Linked DNA regions of Homo sapiens: all the other regions are linked to region 2. The links are chromatin contacts, found by Hi-C or POLR2A ChIA-PET in ENCODE. All regions are on one chromosome and are shown on one strand. The core of a region is the stretch at or near the end of the contact, and the rest is flanking DNA. Distances in the headings are between cores, read along the strand shown. Region 1 has its middle 160 kb from the start of LINC01913. Region 2 has its middle 54 kb from the start of PKDCC. Region 3 holds the start of MTA3 (metastasis associated 1 family member 3).

The links. A loop is a pair of places that touch in the nucleus more often than their neighbours do. ChIA-PET counts read pairs that join two places held with the same protein, here RNA polymerase II (POLR2A). Pooled maps may share reads with other maps.
Region 1: a map with no recorded cell type shows a loop between it and region 2 (8-fold over the local background). The contact joins two enhancer-like sites. A Hi-C loop is called at or near these places in 5 of 37 single-sample maps with no recorded cell type and 3 of 50 pooled maps.
Region 3: a map of B cell shows a loop between it and region 2 (12-fold over the local background). The contact joins the promoter of MTA3 here to the enhancer-like site in region 2. A Hi-C loop is called at or near these places in 1 of 168 maps with a recorded cell type or tissue (B cell), 6 of 37 single-sample maps with no recorded cell type and 13 of 50 pooled maps. POLR2A ChIA-PET finds 5 or more read pairs at or near these places in 3 of 52 experiments (CD4-positive, alpha-beta T cell, activated B cell and activated CD4-positive, alpha-beta T cell).

What each region holds. Positions count from the first base shown.
Region 1 is chr2:41,713,229-41,717,499 of GRCh38, reverse strand. No RefSeq gene overlaps it. Among named protein-coding and RNA genes, the nearest start is that of LINC01913, 160 kb to the left of the region's middle. RefSeq lists an enhancer at 1,562-1,671. Within about 2 kb of position 1,664, at least 5 of the 41 ENCODE cell types and tissues checked have a DNase peak (open chromatin) inside an H3K27ac peak, as active enhancers do.
Region 2 is chr2:42,099,478-42,104,030 of GRCh38, reverse strand. No RefSeq gene overlaps it. Among named protein-coding and RNA genes, the nearest start is that of PKDCC, 54 kb to the right of the region's middle. RefSeq lists enhancers at 1,457-1,976, 1,901-2,728, 2,947-3,026, 4,500-4,553 and silencers at 2,387-2,766, 4,290-4,379. Within about 2 kb of position 1,595, at least 34 of the 41 ENCODE cell types and tissues checked have a DNase peak (open chromatin) inside an H3K27ac peak, as active enhancers do; they include B cell and CD4-positive, alpha-beta T cell, where a contact is called at or near this core.
Region 3 is chr2:42,566,068-42,570,833 of GRCh38, reverse strand. MTA3 (metastasis associated 1 family member 3) reads right to left here and starts at 2,202. Exons shown (of 17, transcript NM_001330442.2): 1 at 2,061-2,202; 2 at 330-397. The coding sequence starts at 2,088. RefSeq lists silencers at 1,845-1,924, 1,985-2,144, 2,415-2,464, 2,525-2,574 and an enhancer at 2,815-2,954.

The sequences.
Region 1 (4,271 bases), core at 415-2,914, 390 kb after region 2:
GGGGTAATTTTACTAATCACAGGGATGTTTTGCGAATGAGATGGGGTCATGTAAACAAGTGCCTAGCACAGTACTGCTCTGTAGAAAGGGCTCAGTAAAAACTTAAGTTGGAAAACATTAGGTACGAAACCCAAGTTCCCCTGCAAAGGGCATACAGCAGTGAAAAATGACAGTCCTATAAGTGTCAGCTGTCTGTTTGTTGATCCAGGGTAATTCAAAATTTATTCTGAATAATGAATTCTGATTTAATAATTCCTATTTTTTACTACTTTTTGTTTTAGAGATAGGGTCTCAGTGGCACAATCCTAGCTCACTGCAGCCTTGAACTCCTGGGCTCAAGCATCCTCCCACTGTAGCCTCCTGAGTAGCTGGGACTACAGGTGCACATCACCATGCCCAGCTAATTTTTATTTTTGTAGAGACAGGGTTTCGCTATGTTGCCCAGGGTGGTCTTGAACTCCTGGCCTCAAGTGATTATCCCACTTTGGCCTCCCAAAACTCTGGGATTACAGACATGAGCCACTGTGCCTGGCTTAATGCTTGTTATTTAATTAACTTTGAAAGTAAAGAAGGAAAAAAGGGGAGGGTTTTTAAAAAAAATTTACTTATTTTACTAATTACTTATAGTTCTGAAAGAAAACCAGTCAGTAAATCAAAAGTCCTGCCAATTCACTCCTTGCTCCAAACCTGCTAGAGTCCGTGGTATTTGGAATAAAATCTAGTCCTCACCAGGGCCCACAGAGCCCTCCCTCAGTTGCAGGCTGCCTCTGTGCCTCTCTGGCTCCGCTCTGCTCCTCACCTGCTCTTCTCAGCCCCACCTGCCTTCGTGCAGCTTTTGTATACTCTGAGTCCGTTCCCATCTGAAGCCCTGTGACACTGCCACCCTTTACTTGGAATGTTACTTACCTTCCTTACAGGTTTTTGCGTAGCTAGGTCCTTTCCATTCAGTGTCCCCTCCAATCACACTTTCTCAGTAAGAAATCTCTAAAATAGACACCTCTGCCCCTCACCCCGTCACCCTCTCTCTCATTAATCTACATATTTTTCTGATGAAATTATAAAAATATAAAAAGCATGTATTACTTAAAGTTATGTATATATTTGTTTACTTTTTATCTGTCTCTCCCACTAAAGGTAAGTTCTAAGAGAGCAGATGATGTCTTGTTCATTGCCATCCCTTGTCAAAGAGGAAAATACATGTTATTACATAATATATCTAATAACTACACACTATGTATTATAAATCAAGAAATATTACCTGGAGTACCGCTCCCTGGATCAGTGCTCAGCACCCGTAGGCATTCATAAATTTTTACTGCACGAATGCATTTTCTGTGTGGATTGACCTTCTTACTATTTTAGACATTGGGATACAGTGTTTAACATGTGAGAAAACAGTAAAAGGTCCAAATGTTAGGGACTCAGAGCTCTCTGCAACTGAGAGCTTGCTTAAGAAAATACTTTTAGGAGCATTGGTTTCCTTTTGGAAAAACAGGAAAAAGAGAAAGAGGTTATAGGAGGAAGATGTTGACTCAGGACCCCAGAATTGCTTTGGATGCCAAGGACCTTCTAGAAATTGGAAATGACATGATTTCTAGGACAATGTGGAAGATGTGACTATTGGGCCGTGGGGTGGAGAGAAAGGTCATTATAAGAGTCAGGACTGGAGACCAAGGCTGGGCCTGACAAAGATGAAACTGAAACTGAAATGAGACTGGGTGACTCTGTGTGTGTGGTTTTTTTTTTTTTTTTTTTTTTTTGAGACAGAGTGTCGCTCTGTCGCCCAGGCTGGAGTGCAGTGGCGGGATCTCGGCTCACTGCAAGCTCCGCCTCCCAGGTTCACGCCATTCTACTGCCTCAGCCTCCCGAGTAGCTGGGACTACAGGCGCCCGCCACTACGCCCGGCTAATTTTTTGTATTTTTAGTACAGACGGGGTTTCACCGTTTTAGCCGGGATGGTCTTGATCTCCTGACCTCGTGATCCGCCCGCCTCGGCCTCCCAAAGTGCTGGGATTACAGGTGTGAGCCACTGCACCTGGCCTGGGTGACTGTGTTTTGTTCGTGAAAGCTACTGACATGGGCCAGCCCACAAGGACGCTGAATGCTGCCAGGCTGACCTACAGGGTGGCCTCTGTGATTCTGTCCTGCACGTGGATGATGTCCATCACAGCCATATTCCCTCCCACCCCGTCTCCTGCCCTCTCATCACAATTATTATTATTATTATTTTTACCTTTATGGCCTTATTTGCTTTCTACATTTATGACATTTTAATCTTTTTAAATTTGCAAAGAAAGGTATGCTTAAGATAATGATTCAAATATTACAGAAGGGTTTCTGAGAAAAGCAACTGGCTCCAGTCCCGTGTAGCTTCTTCCCTCAGTTCTGGTTCCTGGAGGCCACTTCTTGTAACTACTTGTATTTTTAGTGCTGATGTTTAGTGCCAAAACTCTAGATTAGTCCTGTCCAATGGAAATCTAATGTGAGCCATATATACCATTTTAAATTACAGGCACACCAAAAAAGTAAAAGTACACATATAAAACGAATTTTAATAATATATTTAATTTAACCTAGTATATCCAATATATTATTTCAACACATAATATAAAGATTATTAATGAGATAGTTTTCATTTTTATGTTGTTTTTGAAATTGGTTGTATATTTTAAACTTGCAGCAGATGACAATTTAAGTGCCCAACACCCACATGTGATTGGTGGCCACTATATTGCACAGTGGCCCTCCAGGTAATATTTCTTGATTTATAATATATAGTGTGTAGTTATTTAGATATATATTATGTAATAACATGTATTTCGTCTTTGATAGGAAAAAAAGGTTGCTTACACACAGCTCTCTCCTCATGTTTTCTTTCTAATGCTTTTAGATATATACATGTATTTGTATTATACATAATTTATACTTATAATTTTAGTTCTTTTATTGGCTACTTTTATAACTTTATTTTTATTTATTTATTTATTTATTTATTTTTTTGAGGCGGAGTTTGACTCTTGTTGCCCAGGCTGGAGTGCAATGGCGTGATCTTGGCTTACTACAACCTCTGCCTCCAGATTCAAGAGATTCTCCTGTCTCAGCCTCCCAAGTAGCTGGGATTACAGGTGCCTGCCACAAAGCCTGGGTAATTTTTTGTATTTTTAGTAGAGACTGGGTTTCACCATGTTGGCCAGGCTGGTCTCGAACTCCTGACATCAGGTGATCCGCATGCCTCTGCCTCCCAAAGTGCTGGTATTACAGGTGCGAGCCACTGCACCCAGCCAGTTACTTTTATAACTTTAAATAATGTCCTTGAAGCTTTGTTTCTGGTTCTTTAGCTTCAATAATATCTCAATTATATGTCTTAACCCCTCATTTTAGGATGTTACCATTCCTACCACATTCTATACATTTCCTTCCTCTGTCTAAGTTCCATCTTCCATCAGCTCTGATTATATTGGACTCCAGTTGTAAATATTTATATTTGATTCTGCAACCATGTGTTTTAGCCTTTCTAAAAAATTAAATGTACATGGAGTGAGAGAACCTCTGTGTATTAATTTTGATTAATACAGATGGCAATCCAGACAACCATAACTTGATCTACACAGAGCTCAAGTCTAAACAGAGAAGGACTTCCCTTTCTACCAACCAGTAGATTATGTGGTCATGGTTTTTGATAATGGAATGAAATACCAGATACTAATTTGAACTGGGGCTTTTATTATTTTATGAGTCCATTCCTGGAGATTAAATATAGTAAGGAAGTAGATTCACATTTGATGTGTAAATGATTTTTCCTCCTTCTGAAAAGCTAACTCTTACGGATCAGGATTATTGTTCTGCAGAGATCAAATGCTGAGACCCCAGAATCAAAGGAAACACAGGGTCAGAGAGGTCATGTGAATTTTAGTGGCACTGGGGCTGACGTTCACAGAGAAGTGTATTTGCAGTTATTTTTGTTTTCTAAATCAGAATTTGGTGTATTAAAATTACCAACTAAAAATATTTTCAATTGAACAATGATTACTCAACTCATAATTACTATTTATAAATCCAGTAAATGTTACCAATCACTTTAAAAGAGTTTATTAATTAACTTGATTAATTTTGCTCCCTTAAACATTTTAAACTTTAATGGACTTGCTTTTCTGAAGAGCCAAACACTTAACAAGTTATTCATCTGTAAGTACCTAAAATGCTCTAGTTAATTTAGTACGTTTATAAATATTGTAAATCTCAAGTTCTTTGATATATTCTAATAGTATATA
Region 2 (4,553 bases), core at 346-2,845:
GGAATGCTGCTCAGAGAGGCCAAGAAGAATCTGAACAGACAGGCCTTGCTGGGTTTCTCCCCTCAGTCTGTTACCATTAGATCGCATCCTTTTGTCTATTTTTATGCTTAGGTTCAACGAAGAATGGACAGTGTGTATTTCTACCTAGGCATAAAAATAGACAGTTTTCCCTGGGTCACTGGGTTTTCATTTCTGAAGGCTCCTGTGTCCCATAAAACTTTGATTCGGTAAATTTGCTATGCTTTTCTCTTGTTAATCAGTCTTTTGCTATAGCAATGACCCTTATGAAGGGTGAGGAAAGGTATCTCACATCTTTTCTACCCCGCCCCCCCCCCACAATAGGGATTTATTGAACTGCACCACACCAAGTCCCAGACCCAGGAGACTGGGCTCAGAAAGTCCCACTGAGTTCCTAGGTACCAGCCTTCTGGTAGAGCAGCTTTCTTTTCTAGTGTGGCTCTATCTCTTCTTTGCATATGCCTTCAGCTTCTTCTTTCCCCTCTTTTAGGTCTACTCTGCCTCCAGCCTGTGTTTTAATCACATAAAAAATGCTATTAAAAATGTAGAATCAAGGGCTGGACAGAGTGGCTCAAACCTGTAATCCCAGCATGTTTGGAGGCTGAGGTGGGCAGATCGCTTGAGCCCAGGAGTTCGAGACCAGCCTGGGCAACATAGTGAAACCCCGTCTCAAAAAAAAAAACAAAAACAAAAACAAACAAACAAACAAACACAAAATTAGCCAGGCGGGCATGGTGGCACAGCGCCTGTAGTCCCAACTACTAGGGAGGCTGAGATGGGAGGATCGCTTGAACCTGGGAGGTCAAAGCTGCAGTGAGCCATGATCACGCCACTGCACTCCAGCCTGGGTGACAGAGCAAGACTGTTTCAAAAAGAAAAAGTTTAGAATCAAATTTTAGATTGTAAACTCTGATTGAGGTTGTTGCCTTCCAACTATGCTTATTCATCTAGAAAGAGAAGTCAGCATTTCTTGAAGTCTGGTCGCAGTATGGGGTCCCTGAGAGAAGGCCTCTCTAAAAATACCAGGGGGAGGGAGGGAGAGGTATGCGATTGAGAGTTAGGGAGGTGGTTCCAGAGAAGAGGGCAAGCCCTCAGGTTGGGCCGCCAGAGGCTCCCAGGAGAAGAAAGAAAGGGAAGCCAGGCCTGCATCCTGGTGGAGCCCGCTCCTCCCACCGCGGGGAGATCCGCCCTCAGCGCTGTGGTGGCCGGAAGTGCTGGTCTAGGGCGGGTGGGGGCGAGGGGCTGCCTGGGAGGTCAGTCTCCCGGCTGGGCTGGGATATTTATAGCACCTGGGTTTCTGGGTCTGCCTCCACCTGGATTTATTTATGCGGCCTGTGGCTGTGGCGCCTGTGGAGAATGAGGCGGGGTGGGGTGGGGGGGGGCGCGGATCTCGCTGCAAGGGTCTAGTTCTTGGCCTTGGGACTCTAGCTGGACTGGAAACGACAAATCACAACCAGGGGCTGTCTGGGGGAACACAGGCAGAGCAGCACTTGGTGCTGCGCCTGCAAAGCCGCCGATGGTTGGGCCTGTTGAAACTCGGGGCTTTCCAGATTCACGCGGTGTCGCCTTTGCGGCCGCCGTGGGCGTGGGTTAGGCAGGTGTGGGCGACGGGGAAGCGATCCCCTCCCCCGCAAGTCACCCCGGGCTCCGGTTCTCACGCCTTCCTCCGCAGCTCCTGGGAAGAATTAAAGGCGGAACAATGTTCCGTCTCCGGAGGGATCTGTACTTGGAAAGAGAACTCAGAGAGCACGTGGTGGCCGGCCCCATCTGCAGACCCAAAACTAGAGAGTCCACGTTTGCGAACCCATCTGCACTTTCGACTTTCCCTGATCACTACGTGTCTGGCTGCTCTCAGACTGCGATGACATCATTTAAAAAAAATGTAAATAACTGTCCTTTGGGTCTTTCAAGAACCTAGTGATTGAGGAGAGGGCAACGGTGAATCTCGAGGAAGGCTGTGTCGTGGGACCTTCAGGCATTGTTTAATCTGTGCAGGGCGCAGTCTTGGGCAGGCCCCAGCCCTCTCCTCTGCCCACTCGCAAAGCCCGGCCTGCTTGCTCCACCGGCAACTGGGCTGGAGGAGAGGCGAGGGGCAGGGTGGGTGCTAAGATCCTGTGCGAAAAGCCAGGACCCTCGTGGTACCTAGGGAAATGAAAATCGCGTTGACAGTAGTCCAACGCTTTCCTTTTCTCATTCACCCCTCGGGCAGCACAACGAGACAGGCACTCCTGCCAACGTCCCCATTTCACAGATGGAGAAACTGAGGCTTAGGCAAAGCAATTTGCCCCAGGGTGACGGAGCAAGCGTCAACTTCAGTTTCCAGCTCGGACGCGAGGGGCCGTCGGGGGCGTTCCGGGGAGGGGGTGCCTGGGCCGGGGGCGGCCACGCGGGGCTGGGAGAGGTTCCAGCAGCGGCGCGTGGTGTAGCCGGCGTCCGGCGGGACTGCACGGGCCTGGAGCCGCTGGAAAGGCCGGTCTGGTGGCCCGGGACGAGGGGGCGGCCTTCCCGGAATCCCGAGCAGCACGGCGGAGCCGGGGCAGCTGCCAGGCGCGGCTGGGGACCGGCTCGCGCTGCGGTTGGCGGCGGGCAGGCCACATACCGCGCAGCGTGGAGGAAATGGCTGGGATTCCTCCTGCGGCGCCGCGCGGGCCTCGGGGAGGGCGGGGCTCCCCCAGTGTGTCGGGGCGGGGGCGGGGCGCGGCGGAGGGTGAGCGGGGATCCTGGCGCTGGCGGGGGCGCCCCGACCTGAGTCCTCGTCCCTGGAGCGCTCCCGCCACTTTGCCAGCATCTGGGCCTCCAGAGCCCCGTGAACCCTCGAGAAGGGGAGCACGTGAAGGGGCTCCCCGGCCACGCCCAGCCTCCTGCCCAGTCTCTGCCTCAGGCCTAAGGGTTCAAGAGGGGCCTGAGTCACCCACCTGCAGAGCGGCCCTGCAGCCCCTGCTGATCCGAATCAGGCCCTGCCTTCTGGGGTGGCGCACGACACGCGTGGGGCCCAGCGAAGAGGATGCTGAGGACCTGGACGCTGCTCCGGACAGTGAGGCCTCCGCAGGTCCCAGTTTCAGCTTTGGAAAGTCCTGGCCACTGACGTCCTCAGTGTTCTAGGCCCAGCCTCAGGCCTTTCTGCTGCAGGCATGGTGGGCCAGGCGGAGTCGGCTTCTAGGGGATGAGGCTTGCCCTGAGAGAGAGGCCGGCCCCTTGTGAGATTGTTGGCTGCATTGTGGTGGGTGAAGTTTAGAGGCAGAGCCGGGAGGGTGGCACTGAGGTCAGTCTTGACCTGGGCCTGAGTGAGGAGGCCGCTTTACACTATACTGGGGAGTGGAGGCATGAGAAGATGGAAAACCTGGGGGTTGGGTTAGCTTGAGAAAGCTCCCAGCTTCCCCCGGACACAAGCAAAAACATGATTTGGCTGGGGAAGTGGAAGAGGGGAAGGTGAATTGAGGGTCTTAGATTGGGTCCCCTATAACATCTGCTAGGAAGGTGGCCCCTGGCACTTGGAACAGGGACTGATTGATGGATCCATGATCTCTTTCCTCCATCAGTCTCCACTAGGATGTCAGATCCAGTCAAGAGTGGCGTTTGAGAGGCGTTACCATCTGCCCTGCACCCCTAAACCCTTCCCGCTGCAGACTGCTGTACTGACACCCTCCTGCCCTTCTCTGGTTTCCAGCTCCAATGGCGTCTATTCTCTATGAATTATTCCTTGATCCCCGCAACTTCTACTCCTTCCATCTGCTTCCACGGCCACGTGATCGCACTTTTCACACTGGATCATGAATATTTGCTTGTGAACTTATCTCCCCAGCTTGACAATAGCTCTATAAGGGCAGAGATTGGCTAAATCTTTTATTAACTTTGTGGACCTACTGTCTTAGGCCAGTTTCCCGTTGCTATAAGGAAATACCCGAGACTAAGCAATTTATAAAGAAGAGAGGTTTAATTGGCTCATGTTTCTGCAGGCTTTACAGGAAGCATGGTGCTGTCATCTGCTCAGCTTCTGGTGAAGCCTCAGGGAGCTTTCAATCATGGTGGAGGGCAAAGGAGGAAGCTGTCATCTCACATGGCCAGAGGAGGAGCAAGAGAGAGCATGGGGGGAGAGGTGCCACATACTTTTAAATGACCAGATCTCGTGAGAACTCACTATGGTGAGGAGAGCACCAAGCCATGCAGGACCCACCCCCATGACCAAGACACCTTCCCACCTCCAACAATGGGGATTACGATTCATTATGAGATTTAGAGGGGATACACATCCAAACCTGCTGTCTAGAATTGTGCTTGCCTTACAGTAAATGCACCACCTGTTTGTTGAATGAATGAGAGAAAGAGGAAGGAATTGGGTGGGGACAGTATAAATGAAAGCAGAGACCAGAGGAAACACAGGCCAGATGTGAAACTTGCTAGAAAGCTCTCATCTTTGCTTCCTGCATACACAGAGAACTTGCTACCCAGACCCTGCCCTGCCCTTTCTTACCTGCCATTCCGAGGTGGGCCCAGTCCAGAGGGTCTAGCACCACCGCTTCCCCAAGACCACTCTG
Region 3 (4,766 bases), core at 953-3,452, 470 kb before region 2:
TCTCCATGTTGGTCAGGCTGGTCTCGAACTCCCGACCTCAGGTGATCCGCCCGCCTCAGCCTCCCAGAGTGCTGAGATTACAGGCATGAGCCACCGCACCCAGCCATATTTTTACTTTTTATATTAATTAAAAAAAAATAAGAGATAGGGTCTCACTATGTTGCACAGGCTGGTCTCCAACTCCTGGGCTCAAGCTATCCACTCGCCAGGCCTCCCAATTTACTGGGATTGCAGGCATGAGCCCCCACACCAGGCCACCCTTTACCCAATTACCCATCAAGGGAAAATAAATATTTTTAATATTAAAATTAAGAACACTCAGTGTATACCTTGTTGAGTTCTTCTATCCTTCTTATTAGGTATGGGTTGCTGGAGGAATTCTCAAAGTAGACATAATCTGTAATTAAAGGAAGTACAGAACTTAATCTTTTTAACAGAAAGTTCAGATTTGTCAATCCAAGACTTTTTATGTTAGGCATTTCACGTTTGAAATTAAGCTCATAATTCATTCACTGGTAAAAGCAAACATAATAATGCAGCCTTAATATATCCTCTCACGTGCCTACTATTCACAGACCTTTATTTTCTTGGCATTTTCATTTCAATTAATGTTTTATCAGTTTCTCCTAGACTTCTGTCCCAATACGTCATTTCTTTAATAATAAACAAAAAAGACACCTCTTATCACTGTGTAGTCAGGGCACGCTAAACATGTGTCCTCTGTACTATAACTACTTCCACATCTTTTTCCTCCAATACAATTTGCCCTGCAGGCTGCTTCTCACATAAAACTATTGACCTAAGACACATTCAGAGCAGGGAGAAAGGCTTCACAGTCCAACCTACATTTCAATCACTACTTAAAAAAAAAAAAAAAAATCAGATGAGCAGAACAGGTTAAGAGGAAGAACGCTGACAAACTTTTCCACAGTTTTACCTGGGAAGATGAGGAAAAAAGGGGGCCGGGGGATCACTTCTAAGAGGCAAAGTGTTCTGGGGGTGATATCAGCATCTTTTTTACCCTTTTACCATATTTAATCCAGATCCATTTAATGTCTTGTGATTAAGAAATTGCTGCAGGCTTTCAACTAAAAGGATAAAATTTTTCAAGTGTGGCTTTTCCTCTCATCTAATAGGCTTGCTGGAAACTTCCCACTGTGTGTTTATCCGAAAGGCAGCTGCATTGTTATTGTCTATCTTAGTGGCTCTTTCGCCGCTCTCTTCTGCAAAGTGGCCTCATTTAGCCAGGCCATTCCCACCACCATCCATCAGAAGCTCGGCTAATGAGCAGAGAAGGAAGAGCCAGTCTCTCATACAAACACGCCACTTATCTGAATTATTATTTTACCAGGAAAGAGGGAGGAGGGCGTCGTGAGTAGGGAGAAAGTTTGTTTGACCTTATTTCTCTCTTCCGCAGAAGACTGGGAAGGAGGCAGGCAGCAGAGCAAACGTCCAGGCAGAGCTCAACTCCCCACCTCCGGCTGAGGTTCCCAGCTCCCACGAAGCCCCATTCGTGGGGGACTGGACCAGAAACGAAAAGGAGGGGGGCCGAGGAAGGGGAGGTGCAGGGCCCCGGCACGCAAACAGGCCCGTCCAGCTGGGCCCCTGGCTGGGCCCCCACCGCCCCCACCCCCACCCCCACCCCAGGCTCCCACTGAGTGGGGAAGAAGCAGGAGAGGGGATGTCCCCTCATCCTCTCCAGCGCCTAGAAGCCACGCAAGAAGGCCACCTTCTCAGGGGGCTCGACGGGCCCTACCCCGATGAGGGTTTCGTGGAGGGGGGTGTCTGGTAATTCGTACCCCCAAGTAGAGGCCTGGCCCTAAACACTGGGCGGGGTGCGAGGGTGAAGGTGGCCCCGGGCCCTCGCGAGCCCGCGTGGGGGGAGGGGAAGGGATGGGTGGGGGTGGGGAGTCCCGGCCCCTCTGCGGGCCCCGGCGCCCCAGCCCACTGCGACCTCAGCCCCGGCGCCCTTGGCTCCCGGCAGTTGGCGTGCACTCGCCCCGGCCCCCCGCTCCCGGAACCCGCTCCCACACGGGCCGGGTCGGGCCGAGCCTGCCTACCTCCGACCCGGTACATGTTGGCCGCCATGTCCGCCCGCCCGCCCGCGGAGCCCGAGCCGAGCCCCGCCCGCCGCCGCCGCCTCCTCCTCAGCCTCAGCCGCGACCGCCGCTGCCGCCGCCGCCGTCGCTGCTGCCTCGCCACGGGGGGGAAGGGAGGGAAGGGAGGGGACAGGGGGTGGGGGAAGTAAAGGGGATGGTACGCCGAGGGGTGGGGGCTGGTGCCCGCCCCCAGCGCCAGGCTAGCAAGGCCGAGTGGGCCGGGCCGGGGGAGGCCCGGGGAGGCTGGAGCGCTGCGGGGCCAGCGGGAATTGGGGGGGAGGGGGAGGGGAAAGGGAGTGGGAGTGGGAGGGAGGGTGGGGGGCCTTGCTGGAAGTGGAGGGCCCTGGGGTCAGGGTCCTGGCTGAGGCAGAGGCCTGCACTCAAATGCGGACCAGGGGCTGTTAGAGAATTAGAGTGGGGGCTGGGGCTTAGCCTCTCCCCAGCACCTCTTCCCCCACCCAGGGTACCCCGTCACCTGTCCACCCCAAGACAGGTCCTCCTTCCCTACCTCTGTCCCTGGGGAACCCCCCTGTGGCTGCCCTAGTAGGCAAGCGCCAGTCTCAATGCAAACTCTTGGATGCAAATAAGTGCAGGCAGCAGGGTGCCTTCCTCGCGGTGAGATTCAAGGGGCCGGCCTGGAGCCTGCAGGCTCTAGGGCCAGGAAGATTCCGGGTGCTTCCCGCCTCGCCAGAGACCCAGCTGGGGACAGAGGTAGAAAAACTCCCTTCCTAGGCCACCCTAACTGCGTCATCGTTTACCCCAAAACTGGGCTGAGCAGAACCAACTGTCCAACACCCAGATGGAGGCCCTGGCTCTAGACGGGCACTGTATATGCAGGGCCTGTTCTGCTGGGAAAAGGGACCTTTAGGAGTGAGGGGCTTCCTTTGTCCATGGGGGAACAGGGCCCTACAGTTCACAATCACCACCACCCCCAAACAGAGGAGATTGTATTCAATCAGTTTCATGTCGATGGACACTTAACTGGTTACGTGCCTAAAGCTTCTAAATGGTTATTGTCCCAGGCCAATTCTCTAAACAACCTCTGTTTTCACGGCCTTCCTACTCTCACAGATACAAAAAAAAAAAAACAACGTTGAATCTTAGCTGGCGATCCCCCAAATGAACACAAATAACTTTCTTTAGAGAAGCCAGTCCATTCCAAAGTACTCCCAGACATTGCTGCATAATAAACACGAAGAAGATTTCTTGGTGTGGTGGCTTGTTTGGAATGTGTGGTGATACACAGCTGTGTGCTGTCGACTCTGGGTTTAAGGTCTGTGCGGGGCTAAGAGGTGCCCCCAGAAAAGAAGGTTGTGTTTTGGTGGTTTGGTGATGACATTTGTGATGGTCACTTATCACAAAGTATTGAGATGAAAAAACTGTGCATAGCTGAGGCAAAATATAAAAATAAAAAATAAAGCACTATTGAATTACATTGACTCTATGACCTGTTTCCTCGTCTATAAAATGGGGACGTGAGTTCCCCCTTCACAGGTGTGGTAAGGATCAGTTGCGATGATATCTGAAAATGCTTTGTAAACCAGGGAACACAGAGCACCATGCAAATAACAGGTGTCTCTTGCTTTCTTTTTAACCCCAGAAAACCACAGATTCCCAAGGGTTCTCTGCTGTGTGTCAAATTCTGAGCCATGTGTCAAATTCTGACCCAAAGAAGAAAGCAAAAGTGTTCTGTTCCACACATTGCATAGCTGTCATTCAACATTTACCAGAGATCCCACCAAAAACATTCTGACAAAACTGACATCACTCCATTTCTGAGCTGACACATAAATAGGGTTGAATAATTCACCTGGAATCACACAGTAAACTGGCAGCAATTTTGGGATTATGAATCAGCCCTTTCCTCTGGCCTAGAATGTTCTGAACCACAGTGTTTCTCCAAGTACAAAAGCCACCTAGAAACCATAAAGTGCAAAGAAGTGGATCACAAGCTTTAGGATGTTTTCCCATTAATTTTTCATAAGCAATTTCTCCTCCTTCGAAATCTTTCCCTGTTTTTGTTAATTCATTGTGTGCCTGTCTCATTTCCCAAGCTTAGTGCTCTTGCCAGGTGTTTATGATGACTGTGCTAACCACAATAAATGGTGAAAGATGCCGAGAAAACTCCTCCCTATGTCCCCTTAGGAACAGCCTCATCCAGAAGCCCCCCATGAAAGGCCTCAAAGACTTGAAGGGGACTAGCAGGAGGTAATGATGGTGGCAGGCCTTAGAACCGTTTTTTGCTCTAGATTCTATATATTAGTCTCTTCCATGTCCAGCTCCTAGGCCAATGTCCTCTACATTTCTGAGCTGACACAGTAGATGCTCAGTATCTGAAGAATAAATACCAACAAATCGTGGACTCAAAGAATCAGAAGAGCTGAATACAAGGACTTTGTGAAACTTTTATATGTCCTAATTCCAGAGAGGTTCACACATAAAGGAGTTCAGCAAATGTTTGTAGATTGAAAGAAACCTTTCAACCAAAGACGGGTGGAAAGCCTGCACCTTTAAAAAAGCAAAGGCGCCTCTCCCTTCTTAGCTACATGGTTTAGACCACAAACTTGTCATCAACCAGCCCTAACTTCACTCCTAGTTTGGCAGTTTAACTATAAAGACCTTGAGCAAGTTACTTAACCCCTCTGAGCCTCAAGAGGGGTTACAAAA